2 separate regions of the Homo sapiens genome follow, and region 2 is linked to region 1. The links are chromatin contacts, found by Hi-C or POLR2A ChIA-PET in ENCODE. All regions are on one chromosome and are shown on one strand. Each heading gives the region's core, a stretch centred on a gene start or an enhancer-like site at or near the end of the contact. The rest is flanking DNA. Distances are from core to core; before and after follow the strand shown.

Region 1 (6,739 bases), core at 2,781-5,280:
TTCTGCCATCTTTAGCTCACTTTGCTTCTGAACCCCTGAACCTCACAGTTCCCACAAAAGCCTGTGCTTGGGTGGTCTTTTAGAGTGGTCTCACCTCCTAAGTCTCAGACTTTGAAATTTCACCTTTCCATTGCAGCCATCACACACTTTCCCCATGCCCCATTCCTTCTCTCCTATGGACTTACTCTTTGTCCCCATGACAACTTCCAGTCCTGGGGCCTCTTTTTCCCCAGAAAGTGGAGCCCTCTCCTGCTGTCCCTTTGTCACTCCCCAGTCATAATCCCATTACACCCTTTCTCTTTATGGGGCACCCTCAATTCTCTTTCCCCTTTGGTTTCTGTCCTTCCAACCTGCCAGTCTCATGCTTGGGTCAACCCATCTGTTCACCATCTTTGTTTCTGAGCCTATCCTCATTGCCACAGAAGATCAAGAAAGCTGGCTGACACCAGTGGTGAAAGATACAGATTTCAGTCACAGCTATTGGCAACTGTGGATTTAGCCTTTCCAGTTGCTCCCACTATTGACCATTCCAACTTTATCCTAATCACCAGTCATCCCATAATTGTCCAATGATCTCTCCTACATTCCTGGGAAAAGAGGCCATCTGTCTAAACTCTAACCTCCTCTGCTTCAGCCTCAAAATATCTCTGCAGCATCACCCCTTCCTTCCTTCCCTTCCCCACTTCCCTTTCCCCCGTCCTAGATGAACAAGTTTCATCATGCCTTTTTAGCAATAACCGCTACCCCGTTTTCTACTCCTATTCATTCATTTATTGTTCATTCCACATGATAGGAATTCCTTGTTCATTCTTGCATGGTAGGAAGCAAGGAGGATGCAACTGTGAACAAAACCACCAAAGCCTCCATACTCAAAGAGCTTACTGTCTAGCAGTACAGAAAATCAGTGATGATTACAAGAATCCTCTTTCTACTCTAGGACTTTGCTCCATCTCAAAGGGATGGTCTCAAACCATCCCTTTCTCTCTTTTTAATTTTCCTCAATCCTGCCTCCCTCTTAAGCACTGTCTCCCTACCTCAACCATCAGATTACTCATCTGATCAGTTTACCTGGCCATCTCACTCTACTCCCATGAGGCTCCTAAGGCTTCTCTCTTGAAGACAGTGAACAATGTTGGTGCTCAGTCCAAATGCCCTATTGACTAGAGTGGGTGCAGCCCAATTTCAGCAGCAAACCCCAGAGGGGCTCCCAGGCTACTGTGCTTTTCCCACAGGCAAAGAGAAGTACCCGAAGCTTCTCTTTCCTGGATTAGAATTATCCCATTATCACCAGCACGATAGGATACTTTCAGTTCTTGTCTTCTTTGATCTCTTAGAGGCATTCCACACCTTTTTTTATTTTTATTTTTATTTTTATTTTTTTTGAGACAGAGTTTTCGCTCTTGTGGCCCAGGCTGGAGTGCAATGGTGCGATCTTGGCTCACTGCAACCTCTGCCTCCCAGGTCCAAGCGATTCTCCTGCCTCAGCCTCCTGAGTAACTGGGATTACAGGCATGTGCCTCCACGCCTGCCTAATTTCATATTTTTAGTAGAGACGGGGTTTCTCCATGTTGGTCAGGCTGGTCTCAAACTCCTGACCTCAGGTGATCCGCCTGCCTCGGCCTCCCAAAGTGCTAGGATTACAGGCGTGAGCCACCATACCCAGCCATTTTTTTTTTCTTTTGGGACGGAGTTTCACTCTGTTGCCCAGGCTGGAGTGCAGTGGCTTGATCTCGGCTCACTGCAAACTCCACCTCCTTGGTTCAAGTGATTCTCTTGCCTCAGCCTCCTGTGTAGCTGGGATTACAGGCGTGCACCATGACATCTGGCTGATTTCTGTATTTTTAGTAGAGACGGGGTTTCACCATGTTGGCCAGGCTGATCTCAAACTCCTGACCTCAGGTGGTCCAACCCACCTCGGCCTACCAAAGTGCTGGGATTCCAGGTGTGAGCTACCGCAACTGGCCCACACCTTTGACCCGTTGGCATCCTCTGGGCTCTTCCTGAGAGGCCCAGTTACGTCTTTGTCCTCCTATTTCCCTGGCATCTCCATCTAACTTTTCTGTCAGCTTCTCTTTTTCTGCTTGGTGTTTAAATGCTAGTGATTCTCAGGACTCTATCCTACACTCTTCACCTGCAAACCACTGACTTTCAGTGCATCGGTAATTGAGTTTGAGGAGAGTATGCACAACTCCCAACCCCTGAATGGTACCAGGCACAAATACAACAAATACACATGGTATTTTTCTTTTTTCTTTTGAGACAGAGTTTTGCTCTTTTTGCCCAGGCTGGAGTGCAATGACGTGATCTCGGCTCACTGCAACCTTCACCTCCCCGGTTCAAGCGATTCTCCTGCCTCAGCCTCCCAAGTAGCTGGGATTACAGGCACCCGCCATCACGCCCAGCTAATTTTTTGTATTTTTAGTAGAGACAGGGTTTCACTATGTTAGCCAGGCTGGTCTGGAACTCCTGACCTCAGGCAATCCACCTGTCTTGGCCTCCTGAAGTGCTAGGATTATAGGTGTGAGCCAGCGTGCCCAGCCCATGAGATGTTTTAATACAGGCATGCAATGTAATGTCACGGAGAATGGGGTATCCACCCTCTCAAACATTTATCCTTTGTGTTACAGACAATCCAATTATACTCTTCTAGTCATTTTAGAATGTACAATTAAGTTATTATTGACTACAGTCACTCTGTTGTGCTATAAAATAGTTGGACATCATACTTGCTTCCTCCCTCTCCCACAGTCTCCATATCTAAGAAATTATCAATTCCTACTGGTTTCATGGTCAAAGTGGCTGAAGAACCCAAGCCTTCTTTTCATCCTTAGCTCCTCCACATTAGCACAAAGGCAGAATGCATTAGGGGTGAAAAGCATAGTTTCTGGAACCAGACTACTTGGATTTGCCCTCTGGTCTGTTTCCTACCCACGTGTCTTTTTTTTTTTTTTTTTTTTTTTTTTGAGATGGAGGAGTCTCGCTCTGTCGCCCAGGCTGGAGTGCAGTGGCGTGATCTCCGCTCACTGCAAGCTCCGCCTCCCGGGTTCACACCATTCTCCTGGCTCAGCCTCCCGAGTAGCTGGGACTACAGGCGCCCGCCACCACACCCAGCTAATTTTTTGTATTTTTAGTAGAGATGGGGTTTCACCATGTTAGCCAGGGTGGTCTCAGTCTCCTGACCTTGTGATCCACCCGCCTTGGCCTCCCAAAGTGCTGGGATTACAGGTGTGAGCCACCGCGTCCAGCCATCCACGTGTCTTTTAGTCAGTTACTTAACCTCTCTGTGCCTTAGCTTTTTTTAATCTTCAAAATAGGGGACATAATACCTTAATTATTCTTGTGAATAATGCCTACATGATTGAAAACACGAAAAGTCTTAATAGGTATTGAAAGCTTAGAAGGGTGCTTGGTCCTTAGTGTTATGTGTTTGCTAATATTATAAGGCCAGGTATCACTCTTTATCATCTAGATGTCTAAAACAGCCTCTTAACTTGATTTTACTGTCTAGTCAGTAATTCTGAAAGTCAATTCACCTTTTTCCACCTTCCAGTGGATTCTCTTCTTCTTTTTTTTTTTTTTTTTCAGACAGAGTTTTGCTTTTGTTGCCCTGGAGTGCAGTGGCGTGATCTCAGGCTCACTGCAACCTCTGCCTCCTGGGTTCAAGTGATTCTCCTGCCTCAGCCTCCTCAGTAGCAGGTGCCTACCACCATGCCCAGCTAATTTTTTGTATTTTTTAGTAGAGGTGGAGTTTCACCATGTTGGCCAGGCCCATCTCAAACTCTAGACCTCAGGTGATCCGCCCACTTTAGCCTCCCAAAGTGCTGGGATTACTGGTGTGAGCCACTGCACCAGCCTTGCCTTCCAGTTTAGTTAACTTCTTTTATTTTCCTAATAGATGGTACATTGTGTCTCCTCTGGGCCACAGCCCATGTCATTCTTCCTGCTTTGTTGTTTTCATTGTTCTTTCATAATGTTCTGAGATTACCTCATTTCCTGTGTCCTCTCTTTCTTTGGCAATCCAAAGAAAGTCATCTTTCAGATTGTCTGCTCAGAGTTCATCTCAAAGCCTGGCAAGTGAGTATCTTATATTTTAAATTATCTAAAAATCATAGAGTAATACCTTCTCAGATATGTCTCATATGCACAGCCTATAGTTGGATTATCTTTTAATCTAATCTGCGAATATTGCTTTGTAACTAGAGAATTTAGTCTGTTTATATATAATATAATCACTGGTATCTGGGGCTTAATCTGTCATCTTGTATTCAATTTTTATTTGTTTTACCTGTTCTATGTTTCTTTCCCTTGCCTTTTCTCAGTTCTCTTTTTGATTAAATAAACATTTTTCTCTTCCAGTTTGGATGATTTACAGTCTGTTTCTATTCTTCTAAGGGCTAGCCTGAGAAATTAAGGCATGCATATTTATACAGTCTAAATTTAGTAAAACCTCACAGATAATGTAAGGAACTTTGTTTGCCTGTGCCTGGCTTTGACATTATTTTTGCCTTGTATTTTAATTTTATATATATATATTTTTTTCTTTCTTTTTTTTTAAATTTTGAGATAGAGTTTTTCCCTGTCACCCAGGCTGGAGTACAATGGTGCAATCTCGGCTCACTACTGTCTTTTTCATTCCTCCTTGCATCTCCTATCTTCCATCTGGGATCATTTACTTTCTGCTCAAAGTATATCCTTTAACGTTTCTTTAAAAATTGTCTCCTGGTGACAAACTTAGTTTTTACTTGTCTGAAAATGTCTTTATGTTGCCCTGTTTCCTAAAAGCTGTTTTTACTGGGTATAGAATTCTAATTTGGCAGTTCTTGTCTCTTAGTACTTGAAGATATCATTCTATTCTCTTCCATGTTTTTGCATTGCTGTGAGTCCATCCCCACCTCTCCTCACCTCCTGGCTCCTTTTAATAGTTTTCTTCTGTGTTTCTTGGTTTTGCAGTTTCATTGTAATGCATCTCTATAAAGATTGCTTTTTTTGTAATCTATTCTGCTGGACATTTGCTGGGCATGTTTTATCTTTGGACTAGTACTATGCATCAGTTCCACAAAAATCTAAGCCATTATCTCTGGAGTATTGTCTCTGTCCCACTCTCCCTCTTCTCTCGTCTGGTACTTCAATCAAATGAAAGCATCTAGAGGTTTCAATCAAATGAAAGCATCTTGAGGAGAGAGTCACTGTTATTCTTACCGGAGGATGCCTCCAGTGTTGAAAACAAAACCCAGGACATTTTACTCAACTTGGAAAATATTTCTTGAGTAAACTTGGACAGTGGTTAAATGTTTAATCTTCCCAGGTATGATTGATCACAGACCGTGCTAAGTCAAAAAATAATACAAAACAAGGTTTTTATGTACTTCAATTAGAAGGAGTTGGAGTAATTCAACCTAATTTTATGAAAACTTTGTAATGCTCCATAACAACTTTTAATTGTCAACACCAAAAAAATTTGTATCCCAGCTCTGACTGCCTATTTTTCTTGGAAGAACTTGCTCTCTTTTTCTGCCTTTCATATCATTACCTAAGAAGGAACTATTTCCAGGTAAAGTCAGAGAAATCCTCATGAGTCATTCAGGTGATTTTTTTCTGAGAGTTGATGGTGGCTCTGGCCCAGAATTACTAAGAAAAGGCTCTAAGAAACAAACAGATGGGCTCCCCACCCTCTGTAAACTTTCTTCCTCTATTTAGGCACATCTTTCTGTTCCTAAAAATGCCCTCCACTGCATGACAAAAGCTTTAAGCTGAGGGATTCACCTGAGCTCCCTGGAACTGTGTTGAAAGTCACAACTGAGCTTGACAAGTTAACCGTGGCCTTAAAATGAATACTTGGGATCCAAGGAGCTCCTAGGAAGTCAGAAGATAAAGACCTTTATAAATGACAGATCTGTACTTGAGGTCAGGAGTTCAAGACCAGCCTGGCCAACATGGTGAAACCCCCGTCTCTACTAAAAATACAAAAATTAGCCAAGCCTGGTGGCGGGTGCCTGTAATTCCAGCTACTTGGGAGGCTAAGGCACAGGAATTGCCTGAACCTGGGAGGTAGAGGTTGCAGTGAGCCAAGGTCGTGCCACCACACTCCAGCCTGGGCGATAGAGCGAGATTCAGTCTCAAAGAAATGAATAAATAAATAAATGTCAGATCTGGCCGGGTGTGGTGGCTCACGCCTATAATCCCAGCACTTTGGGAGGCTGACGTGGGTGGATCACTTGAGGTCAGGAGTTTGAGACCAGCCTGGGCAACATGGCGAAACCCTGTCTTTACTAAAAATACAAAAGTTATCTGGGCGCAGTGGTGGGCACCTATAATCCCAGCTACTTGGGAGGCTGAGGCAGGACAATCATTTGAACTTGAGCCACTGCACTCCAGCCTGGGCAACAGAGTGAGACTCCGTCTCAAAAAAATATAAATAAATAAATAAATAAATAAATAAATGACAGTTCTTTCAGTAGTTATTTTTCTTCTCTTTTCTGAATACTTGAAGATTGCAAAATGGGAAGTTTGGCACAGCAGTGAAGCCTTTTTTTAGAATCCCTCTTTCTTGAGATTTATTTTATTTTACTTTTTGAGATGGAGTCTCACTCTGTCACCCAGGCTGGAGTGCAGTGGCGCGATCTCAGCTCACTGCAGACTTCATCTCCCGGGTTCAAGCGATTCTCCTGCCTCAGCCTCCCAACTAGCTGGGATTACAGCCATGGGCCACATATCCGGCTAATTTTTATATTTTTAGTAG
Region 2 (6,739 bases), core at 3,058-5,557, 80 kb after region 1:
CAGGTAGAAGAGGAGTGAAACGACTTTGCACTCAAAGTGTGGTCTGCAGACCAGCAGAATGAGCAGCACGCGGGAGCTAGTTAGAGCTGCAGAGCCTGGCCCTGCCCCAGATCTAATGAATCCGAATCTGCAACTCAACAAGATTTCCTTGGGTTTGTACATACATTAAGGTTTGAGAAGAGCTGGGTTAAAATATAGGCGAGACAGACAATGTGTTGTATCTTCCTATCTGTGCGGCAAGTCTTTGGTCACTACTGCCCATGACCCAAACAAACATCAAAGGGAACAGTACAAGTTCATGATGTACGCCAATACCCAAAACACACCAATGTATATACCAATGCCAAGAATGTTAACAGTCTACATGATGGGACATAGCCAACTTAGCATGACTTCTGGAGTACAGGCAGCCCTCCGTATCCACTGGTTGTGCATCTGTGGGTTCGACCAACCTTAGACGAAAAATATTCGGGGAAAAAAAACTGGATCGTTGCATCTGTGCTGATCATGTACGGACTTTTTTTCTTGTCATTATTTCTTAAAAATGCAGTGTAACAACTACTTACATAGCATTTAGATTGTATTTGACCTTATAAGTAATCCAGAGATGATTTAAAGTATACAGGACAGGGGGCATGGTGGCTCATGCCTGTAATCCCAGCACTTTGGGAGGCTGATGCCGGTGGATCATTTGAGGTCAGAAGTTCGAGACCAGCCTGGCCAACATGATGAAACCCTGTCTCTACGAAAAATGTAAAACTTAGCCAGGCGTGGTGACATGCACCTGTAATCCCAGCTACTCGGGAGGCTGAGGCAGGAGAATCGTTTGAAACTGGGAGGCGAAGGTTGCAGTGAACCATGATCACGCCACTGCACTCAAGCCTGGGAGACAGGGAGGGACTTCGTCTCAAAAATAAATAAATAAAGTATACAGGAGGATGTGCATACATTATATGCAAATACACAATGCTACGCCATCTTATATAAGGGACTTGAGCACCCAAGGATTCTGGTATCTGAGGGGTCCTAGAACCAATCCTTCATGGTTTCTGAGGGATGCTTTAAAACTGCCAAGTCTGACATTTTGAAAATACAACTGAGCAACTTGTTTTATTATGCAATAGCCCATTAAAAGCGTGTGGTGATTTTGTTCTCTTGAACAAAAATGATATAGGAGTGAATCATATCAGGCTGGATGGGAAGGCAAGCATTGTTCATAGCCAAGTATTTTCTAAAGGCAAACGGGTTTACAGCCATACCAGCCTGAAAGTGTCCATCTTGTCTAACGGCAAATGGCTGCCAGGGACGCGGCCTGGCCTCTCCTGCCACATCTTCTGGGTAAAGGTGATCAGGGTAGGTGTCTTATCACTACTCCAGAGCTTTAGAATTTAAAAAATTAAGCCATAGGAATAAAACACCTAAAAGTCAGGACAGGTCCCCATTTGAATTTGTTCAGCTGTTGTCCTTGTAAAAGCTCCTGACATCACTTTGCTCTCTAGAACTGTTCAGGGGCCAGGGGACTTGAGACTAAAAGTCAGGAAGCCCAACAAACAGACAATTTTAAACTGAGAAATACAGTTTATTTTTTTCTGTAAACCTGATTTTTCCCCCCCTTGGAGAAACACTAGATACATTTTAAGAGATGAATAATCTGTATATAAATATTGCTACTCTACTTTTTCTGCCCTAAATGATTATTTTTAAAAATTTTATATAATCTAGCAGTTCCACTCTTAAGAAATATTGTTAAAGGAAAAACTTCCTGTAGAATGAGGTCATCACAATTCCTGCATGCCCCCAGGTGGAAGCCCAAGGGGGAAAACAGGTGTTTTTTTTGAGACGGAGTCTCACTCTTGTCACCCAGGCTGGAGTGCAATGGTGCGATCTCGGTTCACTGCAACGTCTGCCTCCTGGGTTCAATCGATTCTCTTGCCTCAGGCTCCCGAGTAACTGGGATTACAGGCACCTGCCACCACGCCCGGCTAATTTTGTGTTTTTAGTAGAGACAGGGTTTCACCACGTTGGCCAGGCTGGTCTCGAATGCCTGACCTCAGGTGATCTGCCCACCTCGGCCTCCCAAAGTGCTGGGATTACAGGTGTGAGCCACCACACTAGGCCAAGGAAAATAGGTTTTCTCTTGAGTGCCAGCTGTCATCAACTATTAGCTGTGCTGGGGTTTCTAAGCTTCAGTGACACACAGTGCTGATTGATTATCGATTAGCTGGGGGAAAGGGGAATGGGAGGTGCATGCTCTGTATTTATACACCAACAGTCCTCAGCTGAATATTTACTATAAGCCATTCTATTATGATGATGTCATGTCTAAAGCACTTCAGCTAAAATGCCATTTAATAATCTAAATTTAGAGAATTTAAGTCCTTCACATTTAACAGGCAATGCATACCTTTAGTCTTTTAGTACCTCTCAAAACCAATGAGTCAGAAATGTCCAGATCTCCACTGGAAATAAATAAGCACTTCTAAATGCTAGTGGGAAGACCAAAACCATATAAAATATATATCATAGTCATTTAAAAAATTAGTTTCTGCTATGAGGCAGACTTAGCTTGATAAATTTCAAATAGCCTTTCTCAATATCAGAATTTTTTTTCTTTTGTTACTGGTTCAGTAACAATCAACAATATCAAGCAATTAGATGAATTAATGAAAGCCACAGGATATATGATATCTGTTAATAGAGAACATTCAGAAATGAAAAAAAAATTTGCCAACTTCCTTCTAGAGCAAAACATTCTTCTGGAGCACAATTCTCATTCATTGAATATCCAACTGTGAAACCACTAAAGGAACTGCCCAGCAGATCGCCTTAAAGCAGCAGTTCTCAAATATTTTGGTCTTGGGACCCTTTTACACTCTTTTTTTTTTTTGAGATGGAGTCTTACTCTGTCGCCCAGGCTGGAGTGCAGTGGTGTGATCTCAGCTCACTGCAACCTCTGCTTCCCGGGTTCAAGTGATTTGATCCTGCCTCAGCTTCCCAAGTAGCTAGGATTACAAGCACGTGCCACCACGCCCAGCTAATTTTTTGTATTTTTAGTAGAGATGCAGTTTTATCGTACTAGCCAGGATGGTCTCGATCTCCTGACCTTGTGATCTGCCCACCTCGGTCTCCCAAAGTGCTGGGATTACAGGCATGGGCCACTGCACCTGGCCTACGCTGTTAATAATGATTGAGTACCTCCAAAGAGCTTTGCTTATGTGGGTTATGCATATCCACACTTATCGCATTAGAAATCAAAACTGAGAACATTTTTAAACAAAAGACTACAGAAATACACATGCCACATGGCCTCTGGAAGACTTCACAGTATACTCAGACGAGAATGAAAGTGAAAAAATTACATACTAGTGTTATTATGAAAATAGTTAAAAAAAAAAAATGACTGCATAGATTCAAAGATCTTGGGGGACTTCCAGAGGTCCCTGGGCCACACTTTGAGAACTGCTATCTTAGGTCTCTAAAGGTTAGAAAAATAAGTAGCAGAATTTAGACAAGCAATATGTTGCCTAAATTCAGGTAAAAAGTATCATAAGTTTGGCAACTTATAAGCATTTTGAACAAATTTTTATAGAAGCATTAAAGCATAAGAGCACACCAGGATGTACCAGCTATAAAAAACAGAAAGTCCTAGAAAACAGGGTAAGAATATTTACATTTGCTGACTAATAGCTAAAATAATCTGTGTAAGAATGAAATACTGCCAGGCACGGTGGCTCACACCTGTAATCTCAGCACTTTGGGAGGCTGAGGCAGGCGGATCACAAGGTCAAGAGATCGAGACCATCCTGGCCAACATGGACTAAAATACAAAAATTAGCTGGGTGTGGTGGCACGTGGCTGTAGTCCCAGCTACTCAGGAGGCTGAGGCAGGAGAATTGCTTGCATCCAGGAGGCGGGGGTTGCAGTGAGCCAAGATCGCATCACTGCACTCCAGCCTGGCGACAAAGCGAGACTTCGTCTCACAGAAAAAAAAAAAAAAAAAAAAAAAAGAAATAACTTTTGAAAAGCAAAACAAACACTCAAATTATAACTATTGTCCTCAGAAAGAACCAGGAAGGCTATTGGGCTTACATTAAAATGGCTAGCTTCCGTATAATGGAATAGTGAAGCGGTCATGTTTTCTGAGAGTTCAATAAAATGCAGAGAATCATTTCCAGTAAATAAGAAAAATCTCAGTTTCATAAGCAAACTCTGTATCTGAATCAGATATCCTTTCCCATGGCCCAACTAATATGCATGATTCATGGGCCTCTACGTAGATTGAAATCTGTGTAAAATCTGCTTATAAGTACATAAGGAAATGAAGCTCAGAGCTCTATTAAAAAACAGTAGTGTTGTTATCTGTCAAGTTGTGGTACAAACCGTTTGAGAGCCAAGATTCCAGAGAAGAGATGTAAGCAATGATTATGGTTATTTATATGATTCAAAAAGGAGCAAACAGAATGCTAACCACTAAAAAAACCATCTAATGCCACTAAATATAGAACACCTTATATGCCTCGACATGTCTAAGCAAGCACACCCTCCTTGCAGCACAGTGCTAAGACCTTAGTGGATCATTCTCTGACTTCTGCTTTTTATCAACATCAAATTACCTTTCAGCTCATTGACACAGATGCGCAAAATCGAACTTGGAAATACTCAACACCAGATCAAAAAAACAAAACAAAATAAAATCTCCCCAAACACTGAAAGGGTAGGGAGGCATCGTAAGGCGTGTTTCTTGGGGAAACCTTAGTATTTTAGGTAACAGTTGTGAATGGCGCAGGCCCTGCGACAGCTCTGCTTCTGGCCAGCAGACTCTGAGCAAGTCAATCTGTGTTCTCATGGCCCCTTCTGTGCTATGGGGATAAGGACCCATCCTCCTGTGGCTGTTGTGATTAGTAAATGAGACTACGGCTGTTAAATGTCGAGCATAACGCCGGCCACAATAAATGTTAGCTCCTATATTCAAAAGTCCATGAAAAAGACAGAAAGCTGGCACTCCTACAAGCAAAAAGAGTAACAATGAAGCAGAAAATGAGATTGATCTATACAGCAAAAGCTGTATTCCATAAGTTTGCTTTTACGCTGAATGGTACAAAAATGTTCTTAAATAACTTGACTGCTAGCAGTGGTATCACCCATCTGGGCCCATAGGAGAGGAAGGGGCATCCGGTGTATGCAGTTCTGTCCAGTTTAACTCAAGAGGCAGACACCCAAGGGACTGCTGCCAGCACCTTCCAATTTCATAATATCTGTACTTTAATCTCTCTTTTATTCTATTAATTTACTCTTTATTTTCCTTTCCTTTCCTATGACTTAAAAGGGGGAAAGGAGACTGGGGCAAGCCAATGAGAACTGTTTGCATCTTGACAATCGTCCTTTTCTGCCTTGATTTATGCTGTACTCACAGTGAGACATTCAGTGGGGCTGAGCCATGGTGTCCCCATAGTGGGTAATGTTAGAGGGGATGGCAGAGGCAGAGGGAGCTAACAGGGAAACATGGAGGTCTGGGGCCTGCATCCCAAGCCCTCCACTTGGTGATATTAACACATCCTCGCCTAAGTGCCAACTGTCACATACCTCAGTTTCTTCATCTGTAAAATGGGGATAAGAAGTACTAACTTCAAAAGGTTGCTGTGAGAATAAATTGAATAATGTATTTGAAAGCACTTCATAACCTTCAATTTATGGGTGGGGGAAAGGCAGTCACTATCACAGCACGACTGGAACAGGACTGCTACCAGGAACCCAGGTTCACTGGAAGTAAGATGCCACAGTCTGGTTTCATAATACACGCCTATACCCAGGAGAAGATTGACTCTTGTACAAAAATATTAAGGCTGATGAATGGAGTCAAGTCAAAAATAGCTTTAGCACTTTAAGAAAATCATTGTGAGTAAACCAATGGTATGTGCTAAAACTCCTTATTCTTCACTCCATTGTAGGCAACCTACATGTAAGTGTGTCTTTTCCTTGTACATAAGCTAGGCTGCTTGAGGTTCAAGAAACTGAAATTTGGAGAGACCAAAGTGGAACAGCATTTGCCCATAGTGAAAAAAAGAGGCATTTTTGAAGTTTGTATGTATGTATGTATGTATGTACGTATGTATTTAGTTATTTATTTAGTTATTTATGAGATGGAGTCTCGCTCTGTGGCCAGGCTGGAGTGCAATGGCGTGATCTCAGCTCACTGCAACCTGTGCCTCCTAGGTTCAAGCGATTCTCCTGCCTCAGCCTCCCTAGTAGCTGGGACTACAGCCATGTGCCACCATCCACAGCTAATTTTTTAATTTTTAGTAGAGATGGGGTTTCACCATGTTGGCCAGGGTGGCCTCGATCTCTTGACCTTGTGATCTGCCCGCCTTGGCCTCCCAAAGTGCTGGGATTACAGGTGTGAGCCACCGCGCCTGGCCGAAGATTTTATTTCAATTCACACGTCACAACACTTCAAACAAAAGATCCCATCAGTGGCACACAGATTCTAAGATGGCCCCCAGTGATCCCACCTCCTGGGGTTCACAGCTGGTGTGATCTGCTCCTGTTACGTGTGGGCAGGACCTGTGATTTGGTTCTAACCAATAGAAATGGCAATGGCGGCTGGGCGCAGTGGCTCACACCTGTAATCCCAGCACTTTGGGAGGCTGAGGCGGGTGGATCACCTGAGGTCAGGAGTTCGAGACCAGCCTGACTAATATGGTGAAACCCCATCTCTACTAAAAATACAAAAATTAGCTGG

The links. Hi-C counts contacts between places; a loop is a spot of excess contacts on that map. ChIA-PET counts read pairs that join two places held with the same protein, here RNA polymerase II (POLR2A). Pooled maps may share reads with other maps.
Region 2: a pooled map shows a loop between it and region 1 (2.6-fold over the local background). The contact joins the enhancer-like site here to the promoter of OLAH in region 1. A Hi-C loop is called at or near these places in 2 of 50 pooled maps. POLR2A ChIA-PET finds 5 or more read pairs at or near these places in 2 of 52 experiments (HEK293 and endothelial cell of umbilical vein).

What each region holds. Positions count from the first base shown.
Region 1 is chr10:15,039,913-15,046,651 of GRCh38, forward strand. It overlaps OLAH (oleoyl-ACP hydrolase), which reads left to right and starts at 4,031. Exons shown (of 8, transcript NM_001039702.3): 1 at 4,031-4,074. All of the region lies in intron 3 of ACBD7-DCLRE1CP1 (ACBD7-DCLRE1CP1 readthrough), which reads right to left. RefSeq lists an enhancer at 5,673-5,862.
Region 2 is chr10:15,119,549-15,126,287 of GRCh38, forward strand. The region is part of intron 8 of NMT2 (N-myristoyltransferase 2); the gene reads right to left. It overlaps LOC105376431 (a long non-coding RNA gene), which reads left to right. Exons shown (of 2, transcript XR_930693.4): 2 at 1-21. Among named protein-coding and RNA genes, the nearest start is that of RPP38, 26 kb to the left of the region's middle. RefSeq lists enhancers at 3,328-3,507, 4,414-4,553. Within about 2 kb of position 4,308, at least 4 of the 41 ENCODE cell types and tissues checked have a DNase peak (open chromatin) inside an H3K27ac peak, as active enhancers do.